Linked DNA regions of Mus musculus: region 2 is linked to region 1. Evidence: chromatin contacts called from ENCODE Hi-C or POLR2A ChIA-PET data. All regions are on one chromosome and are shown on one strand. The core of a region is the stretch at or near the end of the contact, and the rest is flanking DNA. Distances in the headings are between cores, read along the strand shown. Region 1 holds the start of Tmem242 (transmembrane protein 242). Region 2 has its middle 10 kb from the start of Gm29050.

Region 1 (6,019 bases), core at 988-3,487:
CCAGGTGTCATTATTGAATAGTTCATAATTTTACCGCTTCAACAATGACACTTGCCTAATGCTGGTTCCTTTTAATTATTTTAAAAACTACTGCTGCGTCCCACAACACAGTACACAGAGACTGCAAGGACTGTTTATGTGACCACCACCATGAGTATGCCACTGCTCTATGCCATCAGTGTGCATCTCTAAACATGAACAGGGAATGAGTTGTCTCAAGGACCATCAGGAGTTTTTGGACCACAGTGTACAAGTGTGTTAGAGCACAAGTGGCATGTCTTATGATCCAGCCCCAGAACAAAACAAAGAACCAAGCTGTTAGTATGTGGAAACAAGACAATCCCTGGGTTTTTCTCATTATCAGATTCTTAAACAGATTAAACCTGTGGTTTCGAAACCAAACACAGCTTGGCTGTAAAGCACCAACACTGGTTAGGTCTTAACGACATCTGCCACAAAGTAATTTCTTCTCTAAAAGTATTACATGGTAGAGGGAGAAAATGGCCCATCAGAGGAGCCACAGAAGTGATCTTAGTAGCTCCATAACCCTTTAGAGTATTGAGAGGGAATTGGAAAGCATTTTAGATACATTTTAGTCTCCTGTCATTATAGTATTCAAAGCTTAAGTATGACTATTACAGATAAGTGGAAGGGAATTCAATTGGTTTATGGTTTTTCACATAACATTTGTCTGTAGCACACATCAAGCTAATTGCATAGTTATTGGTGTGAATATCTAATTGTGTCTCTCACAGCAGACATTTAAATTCCCGAGGGAAAGACATGTTTATTTTTGTACCCTATCCACCTTAATCATAGAGTGCCTGAAACATAAAGGATCCCAAGTAAACACTTACTGAGGCGAACAGTAAGTCAGCAATATGGGTGGGAGGGGAAAAGACAAGACATTATAAGCAACTACAATACACATCAAGAAATTCCCCACCAACCAGGGAAAGCAGGCACACGACAAACAGCAAATGTACAATCCTGCTAACAGAATAATGATCTTCTGTCTCTAGTGGATATAGTTAGTCACCCAACACTTTATGAGCACCTACTGTGTGCCAGGCACTTTATAGCGACTGCGGCCCTTGCATTAAAACACAAAAACAAAGTTTTCACTCATTCTAAAAAAATGTTAAAATTTTAACATCTATGAAATAAATATACTTCTTGCAACCAGCACCAATAGTTTAAGTGATATTGCTTTTCTTTCAAAGCAAGGTCTCTTATTATCAATACTAAATTACTTATTCATGCTGTAGGGAAAACAATGTTTCCAAAGTTTTGCTCAGTTATTCTTCAAAGCCTCATTCTGTTAATTTTTAAGGAAGCACACGGAAAAAAAAATCAAGACTGACAACTAGTATACTTCTTAAACCCATGAGGGTTTGTGGGTGTATTTTCAAAACCATGTGAATGAAGGTCACTATTTTTTCCTATGCAAAAAGCTGTCCTTTGTTAAAAACAATAGCAATGCTATGAATGGATTTCAGAGTCACAAACCTTATTGAACCACTCAGGGCTTTTCTTTTTAGCTAATGATAATGTTGTAACAAATCCAGCTAGCATTCCCGCTGCGGCTGCAGAACCAAGGAAAATTCCACCTGCCAAGAATTGAGAGAAGGGATTAAAAATAAAACTTAAATTAAAGAGAATTGCACAACGAAGTATCAGAAACTTTCAGGATTACATTCAAAACTCGAAACATCATGGCTAGGCGGCTCTTGTGAAGTGGGTCTGAGAAACCTGCGTGATCTCACGACCTCGGGTTTCTGGTTCAAGGGTACGCTCTGAAGCTCAGTTCTTCAGGGCTGAGAATGGGTTTTTTTCCCTTCTCTCTGTCCTCAAGGACAGCAGCGCGAAGTTTTTCCACGGGAAGAAGAGATCGTGGCAATCAGAAAAGGGCAGGGCACAAGAAAAACTATAGATAAGGATGGGTAAATACAGTATGGACTGGAGAGTAGATGGCAGGATTTACCCGCCCCTGCCCAAGGAGACTTCACCTGGTGAGTGACATATGGGCCCCACTGGCTGAGTTCAGAATAAGGGCTCTCAGAAAAGAATGTGTTCCGGAACATCACATCCCAGCTCAGAGCAAGCATACCTTTAACCAGAAACAACCGATCGTCCGGAGACCCTGGAGCTTCTAATTCAGAGGACTCCCCGGGCCCAGGACCCGAGGTCTCCATTTTAAAGTCTCCTACTCTACTGTTTCCGTTACCAAAGAGGCCCGAGTGGAAGCTCAAGGGAGAGAGAAGAAAGGTTCCGCGGCTGCCTTCCCTGTGCAACCTGAAGAAAGGTCCGGGTTTCCCACTTTCCCCGCTTAACACTCTTGCAGTGAGAGAAGACAGAAAGGCTGCTCTCTGTCCCAGCCCAGAGCCGAGGGCGGCGCCCCACAAGACGGCCCTCCTGGGAGGATCACTCGCCTTCTTGCAAGGTGATGATCTGTTGGACTTTAGTAAGGTTTTGGGTTTTTTTTTTTTTGGTTTTGTTTTGTTTTCCCTACTTGGAAGAATACTCAGTTCCGACTCTAGGAGGCAGTGAGAGGTCGCAAATGGAGCCGGGAGCCCATCTGCCTGGCTTGGATCCTGGAGCTGTTTACCACTCCAGATACACTTGCACTGCTTCTAAGGATTTGGTCCGCACTAACAGACCACGATTCTAAAAAGCAAGCCTCAATATTTTCCCCGCTTCTTTCTGAGAAATTTCGAAATAGTTATTTCAGGGTTAAGTGACATGCCCAATTCTGGAAGAGAAACATCTCACCAGCTTCGAAGCACACGCCCTTCCCAAGATCTGATTTGCCCGCCCCCAGTGGACGCGCTGGGCTGGCTAAATGATTGAATGAACTGAGCCAATCTAGAGAGCAGAGTACAGAGGCCCTCTCTCAAAGCTTATTAACACGGGCTCCAAGGCTGCCCCGGACTTGCTGGGATCCTTAGCAGCCTGCAAGCAGGCCTGGGAGGACGATGTGCCAGGGTCTACGGACAGAGTAAATGGCTATTGAGGGAAGAGTAGTGGGAAGTAGCCAACGTTTTCAGCCTCTCAAAGGGAGACCTAAGACATATGGCATCATCTTTTAAAATGAAGCCAGTTCTTTAGCCTCTAGCCTTTTTCTGAGCACTTTAAGGGCATGGGCATCTTGAGGGTGGAGATTGTTATCTATACTCATTTGATATTCCCCAGCTCTCAGTGTATTACCTGGTCATGTATAATAAATGCCTGTCCGAGGGACGGGTAAATGAAAGCATTAGTTTTTGCAGCAGTTAAATGCATTTATTAGCTCAGACCTGCGTTCAGGTCGTAAAGCACTTCTTATTTGTGTGAACTTGGTGTTTGCCATATAGCCTCTCGTTACCTCGTTCCCCTCAATTATTAACTATGGAAACAGTACCTCACAGGATTTTTGAATGAAGAGGTGCGTGTGTGTGTGTGTGTGTGTGTGTGTGTGTGTGTGTGTTGTACATCCCTCTTGACCACTTGAAAAGCTGATACAAGAGGATAAATTCAAATCTAACCTAGGTAACAAGACCCAGTTTCAATCTTTTAAAAGTTATGAGTGTGATGGAGTTAGCATAGTGTCTGGCACACATAATATGCGTTTTAATTGCTGTTATCATTGATTCTAGTAGTTTTTAAAGCATTACATACGAACGGTTAAAGCTGCCCAGTCTCTCCCATTAGAGACTTTATCTCTGAAAGTCTGGGGCAGCATGAGATCTGATGCTAGGCTTGGTTGAGGACAACTGCTCTGTTTCTGTCCAGTTCCTTAGAAGCCTAGTTTCAGAGTCTGGGAAGGCCCCTTACAAGTGGGCAAATACTGTGCCCACTTGTAGGCACTTACAAGAAGGACTTATACTTCTCCTTTCCTGTCACATATAATAATAGTGACTATAGCTGCTAACATATTGGATGCTTCCTATATGCCCTTGCTATATCTTTTTGGGTCACTGAGAGCCCATCAGGTGATACTGTTCAGAGCTGGCAGAATTTTTGAACCATGAGGCCTAGTGGTTCAAAGTCACTGAGAGGTGTGGCCTATAAATCCAGCTTTGGCTAATTCAAGAGGGACTGTGAGACCACAGCCTCTTCCTCTTCCTGTCCTTGCTCTGTTCAAGGCCAGAATGGATGCCAGGTGTGGTGGTGCATGTGGGTGTGTTGCAGAGCAGCCTTGTGTACATAAGAAGTTCCAGACCAGCCAGGGATACATAGAAAGACCCTATTAAAAGAAAAGGACGACTTTGCTCTGCTGCTGAAAGACCCACAACGTGAGGACTCCCCCACGTTCTAACTCAGGATAGGCCACACCCCAAATCACTCACGAGAAACAGTCTTGATGCAAACTGCAAGAGGTTTATTTGGGAAAGACCAGTGCACTGGGGACGACTTGTATCCCATGCAGGGGTAGAGGAGTTGACCACGAGCTCAAGGGGTCAGGAAAACAAAAGAGGAAACACAGACAAACAAGATCAGTGCACTGGGGACAACTGGTATCCCTCCCAGGGATAGAAGAGTTGACAATGAGCTCAAGGGGTAAGGGGTTTATAAAGACACAAAAACCACAAACACCTGGCATTGGTCTATAGAAAGGCAAAAACCACAAACACCTGGCATTGGGCTATAGAAAGGCAAAAACTGCAAACACCTGGCATCCTGGAACAATGGGGCTATTTTGGACACAGATCTAGGGGCTTAAATAATTTTTTACTCTCTGTCAGGATCTTTTACTGCCTCTTCTCATCGTGATGGCGATGCGAAAGGACCCTTGCCTACAACTTTCTTGTTTGTTCATTTGCATGGATGGGACAGAATCTACCTAATCTGGACCAACACATTGTGACTGGAGTCTCCAAATCTGTGAGCAAAGATAGACTCCTTTCCTTTATATGTTAATTATCTCCAGTGCTTTGTCACAGTGATTGATGGGAAGCTGTCAAAGTACAGCACCACACTTAATGTTTCAAATGTTTTATTTCATTTAATCCTCTCTATAAACCCAGAAAGAATAACACATTCAAGTGCACACAGCTGTTGAGGGGCAGTCCTGGCTTTTCAAAGCAGGTTCTTCCTTAATTGATGGGCAGGTACTCTTCATCTGAGCTTAATTTCTGGTGTTACCTAGAAGGGCTTGGTGGTCACAGACTGCTGGCCCCGTGCCAGAGCTTCTGAGCCAAGAAAGGTCTAAGAACTTTCGTGTCTGCAAATGGAGAGCTTTTTATGATCTCTTTCTTTGCTGCATCCCACCAAAAGCACAGACACATTTTATTTCAAGGATTATGTTATTGTTTACCCTAAGGGCTTGAACGGAGACTATGTTTAAATCTAGGGAACTTGCAGAGTCCCGTGCCCCAAGGCCTGTCTCATTGTCTGAGTGCCTCCAACCTGTGTGAGCCCTGTCTGGTTTTATAAAGGTGCTGGCACTTTGGCTGGCTCTTTGGTTGTTTTCCAGAGCCTCAGAAGTCCTTAAAGATCAAGGACGGGAATTCCTGGCTCTGTAACTGGGACCACATTCCAAGTATCCCAGAGAGAACACCAAAAGGAAACATTTCTTAGAGATAGTGTTGTACAAGGTCTTCTGTGTCTACAGTGCTCAAAATCAGGAACTTCATGTTCAAGTTATTGGGGGGGGGGCTGTTTTATGAATCTTTGAAATTATTTTTCTTCTCATTTCATGTGCCTGTGTGAATATATGTTCTCTTTCCTCTCTCTCTCTCTTCTCTTCTCTTTCTCTCTCCTTTCTCTCTTCTCTCTCTCTCTCTCTCTCTCTCTCTCTCTCCCTCTCCCTCTCTCTCTCTCTCTCTCTCTCTCACACACACACATAGGTATCCAAGGAGGGTGTGGGATCCTTTGCAGCTGGAGTTACAAGTGGTTGTGAGGCACCTTTCACAAGTGCTAGAACCAAACATGTCGTCTGGAAAAACAGTGAGTGCTCTCAACCCTTGGCACCACTCCAGCTCTAGGACTTTCAACCTTCGGCTTCAGCTTGTCTCTGTGGGAAAAAAGAGGCTAGCTT
Region 2 (6,019 bases), core at 2,371-4,870, 38 kb before region 1:
AAAATTAATAAAGATGGTCTTTTTTTTTTCTAGCTTTCTAGTTCCGTTTCTGTTGCTGTGAAAAAATATCACCACCCAAAGCGGCATAGTTCAGGAAGGGTTTATTTGGCTTTCGGTGACGGGTTAGAGACTACCATCGAGAGAGGTTAAGGGCAGCTGGTCAGATCCCATCCCTAGTCTAGAGCAGAGATACACGATGGACCCTTGCCTCTTTGTGCTCTTTCTTCTTAAACAGCCCAAGAGGCCCAGACCATGTGTCTGTCAGGTCTCAGGCCATGCGTACGTCCAGATGCTGCTAGCTCCCAGGCCCTCCCCACTTTTGCCTTGCATTCCAGCTTCCTGGACTACCAGGATGGTCCTCACCAGCCAAGAAGTAGCTGCAGAAGAGACTACACCATCCCTCATCAACAAAAGGCTGGGATGCAAGGTCTCAGGCTGTGCAAATATCCAGAAATGAGCTCAAACTGGATATATGGATTGCCTGAGACCCAACAGAGCTGTTCACAATGGGCTGGGTCTTTCTTCGTCAATAAGGAATCTAGACCTTCCTCCACAGACATGCCCACAGCTATGGCTTTGGCTATTGTTTTGCGAATACATTTTCAAGGCTGTTATTAAGAGAGAGCCATTTCTCATGTGGTGACACATCTCTGCTAATCTCAGCAACTGAGATGCTGAAGTAGGGAGATCTGTTTGAACTGTGACCCACAGTTAGAACTTGGTACCTCTCTAGGTAGCTGGCCTTCCATTCCTGTGGTTTAAAAGGAAGAAAATCAAATCCACCCAGAGGAGCCCAGGTAAGCTTGGTTTGAAGGATGGCCCAAGATGAGAGAGGTAGGTGTCTTAGCTAGGGTTTCCATTGCTGTAAAGAGACATCATGACCAAGGCAAGTCTTATAAAGGACAACGTTTAATTGGGGCTGGCTTACTGGTTCAGAGGTTCAGGCCATTATCATCATGGTAGGAGGCATGGCAGCATTCAGGCAGGCATGGTGCTGGAGGAGCTGAGAGTTCTATGTCTCATTCTAAAGGCAAACAGGAGAAGATTGCTTCCAGGCAGCTAGGAAGAGGCTCTCTCAAAGCCCATGCCCATAGATAGTGACAACTTCCTCCAACAAGGACACACCTCCCAACAGCACCACTCCTTGGGCCAAGCATATTCAAACCACCACAATAGATAACTAAGGTCATGGCAGAGGAATGAGTGAGCCATGGAGCTCCAGAGAGGGCAGAGGTAGTAACACAGGCCACCTGGCCAGGATCAGGGACAAACTGGATTCAGAGGAGTTGAGGTAGAGGCACCAAAACCTTGTCATTTGTGAAGCTGCAGACAGAGTGCGGCCGTTAGAAGCTTGTACCGCTCTTGAAGAGGACCAGAGTCCAGTCCACTTGTAACACCAGTTCTAGTGGATCGGACATCCTCTAAGGGTGCTACGCTCACGTACACAAATCCACACTCAAACACATGCATATGCACATAATTAAAAATTAAAAAATTAAAAAGAAACTTTATGAACAACTCTTAGGACTGAGCTTGCCTTCTAGATTGTGGTTAGGAAAGCAAGCAGGACTTCATGGTGGCCTACAGGAGCCATACCTGATTGGAGGGCTTCATGGTAGCCTACAGGAGCCACACCTGATTGGAGGTTGGCCTGTGTGTGCCCCCAAGCACAGGTGAGTATGTGCAGTTTCTTCATGGGAAATAGTGAAATATCTAACCTCATAGGATAATACTTCAAAACAAAATAATAACAGCCCAAGACAAAGACAAAGATGTTTTTCATATGCTAATTTCCCTAGTTCAGGTGAAATTAATCCTTTGTCTAATCCAGGATTTTAAACAGCGCTTGCTTAAGGAAGAGGTGTGCCCCTGTGGAGGGCTCTGCTTACTGCCTCTGTTTACCGGCTGCTTGGAGAAGTTAGGTGCCTGGGCTTGCAGCAAGCTGAGATCTTTTATAGAAACGAAAACTTAAAAATATGTTGGTGCACAAGATGTTTTGTGTTGAATTTATCTTCAATGCCAAGTCAGGATTTCAGATACCTCCCGAAATAAGAAAGCGGCGACGGGAGGATTTTAGCAGCCGTTATTTTTATTTATAATTTATACCCTGTCGGCTTCTAAAAAGACCAGAGGCAGCTTCCAATAAAAGACGTGTGCACAGTGAAGTTGCTAAAATGGGCCGAGAAAATGGAAAAACTGGCACAGGAGGAGGAGGAAGCAGAGAAAGGGGTAAAGTCTGTGTGAGTCGAGATTCCATTTAGTTCTGAGCTTTCTGGTGGCTGAAGCAGAGGGAAGAAAGAAGTCTTGCTGGCCTTTCCTGTCTGAGGAAGGCAAAGGCGGGGCACTCCCTGCCTTGGGTGTCAGGAGCAGGAAAGGGCCTGGGCTTTAAGTCCAGCCCCTTCTCACCAAGGTCACCACTTCTGTGGCTTCTTCGTGACCAAATCTTTAAGGCCAAGGTCCCAGAAGCCCACGGGGCCCGAGGTGAGGCAGGGAGGGTGGCTAGAGATTCAGGGCACTTTCATTATGGACTGCTGTCAGTAAAGATATGCAGAGGAGGACCAACAGAACAGGTATGGAGCCAGAGCTGAGGGCAAGGAATTGGGGCCTCTGAGAATACTAATTCATTATTATTGTTTAACATATTAGCATCTATCTATTATTACATGGTCGGCGGCGCTGGCATGGCACACATACGGAGGTTAGAGACAATTCTCTGGAGTGAGTTCTCACCTTACACCTTACTTACTGAGGGTTGAACTCAGGTCAGCACATTTGTATGGCTTTTGTATCTGCTTTTACCCAGGGCACCTCTCACGCTCCCCACCCCCACCCTGAGCCTCAAGATCTTAACTCCACCCTCTGATCTATGATGCTGTACCAGGCCAGGAATGCAGCGGAGTATATTGTAGTGGCATATTGGTCTCCTGTAGTACAGCAGGAGTCTGTTAGCTGGCCCTGTAAGAGCAGTTAGACAGGCATGCGGTACCGGGTCTTCCATTCCTGTCTTGCCCTTGGTCGGGAAATACAGAACTTTCCGGTTTGTTTCCCCTCTCACCCACAGTCAGACGTGGCCTTGAGTCTGAGCCACAACGCTTTTTGGGCGTGTGACAGGGACTCGGTTGTTCTGTCTGATTTGACTCTCAGCTGTGTCACTCTGCAAGGATATTCTTTGACTTTTCTAGGCACACTGTTCCCTGTCCTCACGGTACTGACGATGACGCCTACGACGATGACAATGATGATAGAGATGATGGTGGTGGTGATTATGATGATGATGACGACGTTCCCGTTGTGAGGCTGTATGTGACAAAGCTTTAATAATAGTTCCTGAATATAGCAAACACCACTAGGGCCAGCCACTGTGCGCCCCCTCCTATCCCTTGAGTCCTATCTAAGTCCCTCCAGTGGGACTCAGAATCGCTGTGTCTCCCTGAGCTTGGCAACAGAAGTCTCTAGAAGGTCCTCTTGCTCATGAGTGCTTAGAACCCAGCGCCTACAGAGCTTTTCTTGACGTGCCTGGAGCTCTCTGGAGATTGCAAGACAGGAGCCCTAGTAGATTCTGCGCTCCCAGCCAGAGAGCTGTGCCCCATCTCCACTTGGGGAGACCAAGTAGAGGTCCCGCCCAGCTACAGCATGGCCTCATGTTCCCTTTTGCTCTCCCCTACCAGAAGGAAGGGGGCTCCAGAGGGCTCCAGGGGGTTCAGAACACAGGCCACGCCCTCCTGCTCGCAGCCTTAGAATCACTCCCGCCGGGCTCTGCGCCCCCTCCTGGCTGCTGGGGATAGTGCCTCGCTCTAGTCCTTTCCACTCTTTCTGGTGTCTTTCCCTTTTCCCTCGCGAGAAACTCCAAGTTTTTAACAGGATGGCTATCTGTCTAGTTGTGCCATGTCCCTACCTAGTGCCAACCATAACAATTGTGCCTCTGAGGAAGGAAGGAAGGAAGGAAGGAAGGAAGGAAGGAAGGAAGGAAGGAAGGAAGGAAAATACCAATGTCATTTGTCCCAAACTCAGAAAATTTGTTTTCTATTTGCATTGTTTATAAACCAAATCTAAATCTAGTCTTAATCACCAACCCAAAGCCTTTTGTAAGCTTGTCCTTTCGGATGGGTTTCCCTCCTGCCCGGCTCAAATATTGGTCAGCTAAGAAGTTCTGTGCCTGTCCCTTGTCGGCCGGTGCACAGTATGTCCCGCTATTGGTGTGTGTTGCGGGAGGATGCTGCCAGATCCTTTTGCTCTGTCCCACTCCCTTTAACAAAAGAGTAAGACCCACAGGTGCAGGCCACAGCCTATACCCGGAGGCTCCAGCCAGTCAGCCCCACCCTCTCTGGTCACTCTGGCAGGACTCTGCGCCCCCTGCTGGCACTCTGCAGGGCAGATGGTGCCCTTCAGCTGGCTCCCTTGGCCCTAGTGGCTGGGATGAAAGCGATGGTTTGCTATGCAGTCCAGAAGTCCAAGTCTGGGAGTTACCAAGAATGGCAACGGCTTGCTTAGAGGGCACAGTGACACTAGGCTGATTTTTTTTTTCAGGCCGGTGAACATAGAGGCTGTGGAGGGGTAGAATTCAAGGGAATGAGGCTGCAGTGACTTATATTGTGGTCTAGGAAGGTAACTGCCAGTAGCTAGAGAACTTGCTGCAAGAATGCATTTCTGGGACGCATGGCAAAACAGAAGAGTGGTCCTTGGCTGGGGCCATTGCATCTGCAGCACCAGTCTCCCACGTTCTGGACAGAACAAGTGAGCCACCCAGGGTCCCCAAGCACACAAGGCTCCAAAGTAGACTGTTGAGTGCAATCAGCCACTGCCCTCAGGGAACTGGCAGGTGCCTAGAACATCATACTGAGAGGGGTAACCTGCCAAGAGGTAACAAAAGCAAGCTTAGGGGACCCATGAGATACGCATTTGCTCAGACCCCACCCCAGGTAGGCTGCAATTCTGTAATTCTGTAATGGCTATGGTTCCTCAGAGCCACAGGCTCCGTCAGGACAACAGCTAAGTCTACACTTCCCCTTCTCTCACTGGAGTAAACTGTTGGGTCCTGGTCACCCCAACATGGAGGAATCCCAGCCTTCCTCGTGTCTCTGTAGATGTTCCATGGTCTCTTAAAATGTGTGTGTGTGTGTGTGTGTGTGTGTGTGTGTGTGTGTGAGAGAGAGAGAGAGAGAGAGAGAGAGAGAGAGAGAGGAGAGAGAGAGATGGGGTGACAGACAGACATGTAAGGGACAGGGAATTGGCTGGTGATAGTGCTACCTAACTCACCTCTGCTTCTGTGTGCTAACAGTGCAGGCAGGGGTTAGGAGAGACACGAGGTGTGTGCTGTATTATTCACACAGTCCACTTTACACACTAACACAGTGACACAGGAGATCTTATACCTATTTCAGAGACACAGACGGTGGGCCTTTGATGGTTAAGTTGTTAACCTAGAATCACCCGCGGGCTTCAGAGAGGGATTGTCTGCGTGAGGTTAGCCTGTGGTAGGTTATCCTGATTGCTTTAATTGATGTGGGAAGTCCCACCCTAAATGTGGGTGGTACCTCCTGGGAGCAGCCCAAATAAAAGGAGAAGAAGCACTGGCAAACTCATCTGCTGTTGCTGCTGCCCAGTCACTCACTGATAGTAGCACCAGCTTTTCAGGTTTGCAATGTGAATTGAAGACCGTCAGCTCTCCAAGGCTCCTTAGGCCCCCTGCATTACAGTAGGACTCCTGCGGTACCCAGCCTCAAACACTTATCAGCTCCTGAGTTTTCAGCTTCCCCCATAAGAGAGCCATCCTTGGACTACTCTGGCAGTACCATGTTAGCCAATCTAGTAAGTTCTCTTTTGCTATATACTTAATTCTATCAGTTCCGGGTCAACTTGGCTGTGCCTTCAGAGGGAGGAGGCTGTAGCCTTGGGAGGAGAGGTGCTAGGGATGAGGGGGATCCAGTGTGTCTCCTCACCACGGCTGCATGAGTCTGAGGACTCACCTCCATTTGGGATGAAGGAGACTTAGCCACAGAGAATATTCTTGGTGTGTTGT

What was found. Hi-C counts contacts between places; a loop is a spot of excess contacts on that map. ChIA-PET counts read pairs that join two places held with the same protein, here RNA polymerase II (POLR2A).
Region 2: a loop to region 1 is called in a map of T-helper 2 cell, with 2.9 times the contacts of the local background. The contact joins the enhancer-like site here to the promoter of Tmem242 in region 1. A Hi-C loop is called at or near these places in 1 of 37 maps with a recorded cell type or tissue (T-helper 2 cell). POLR2A ChIA-PET finds 5 or more read pairs at or near these places in 5 of 5 experiments (Patski and embryonic stem cell).

The regions. Positions count from the first base shown.
Region 1 is chr17:5,438,023-5,444,041 of GRCm38, forward strand. It overlaps Tmem242 (transmembrane protein 242), which reads right to left and starts at 2,238. Exons shown (of 4, transcript NM_027457.4): 1 at 2,111-2,238; 2 at 1,510-1,610. The coding sequence starts at 2,195.
Region 2 is chr17:5,398,497-5,404,515 of GRCm38, forward strand. No RefSeq gene overlaps it. Among named protein-coding and RNA genes, the nearest start is that of Gm29050, 10 kb to the right of the region's middle. Within about 2 kb of position 3,621, at least 1 of the 3 ENCODE cell types and tissues checked has a DNase peak (open chromatin) inside an H3K27ac peak, as active enhancers do.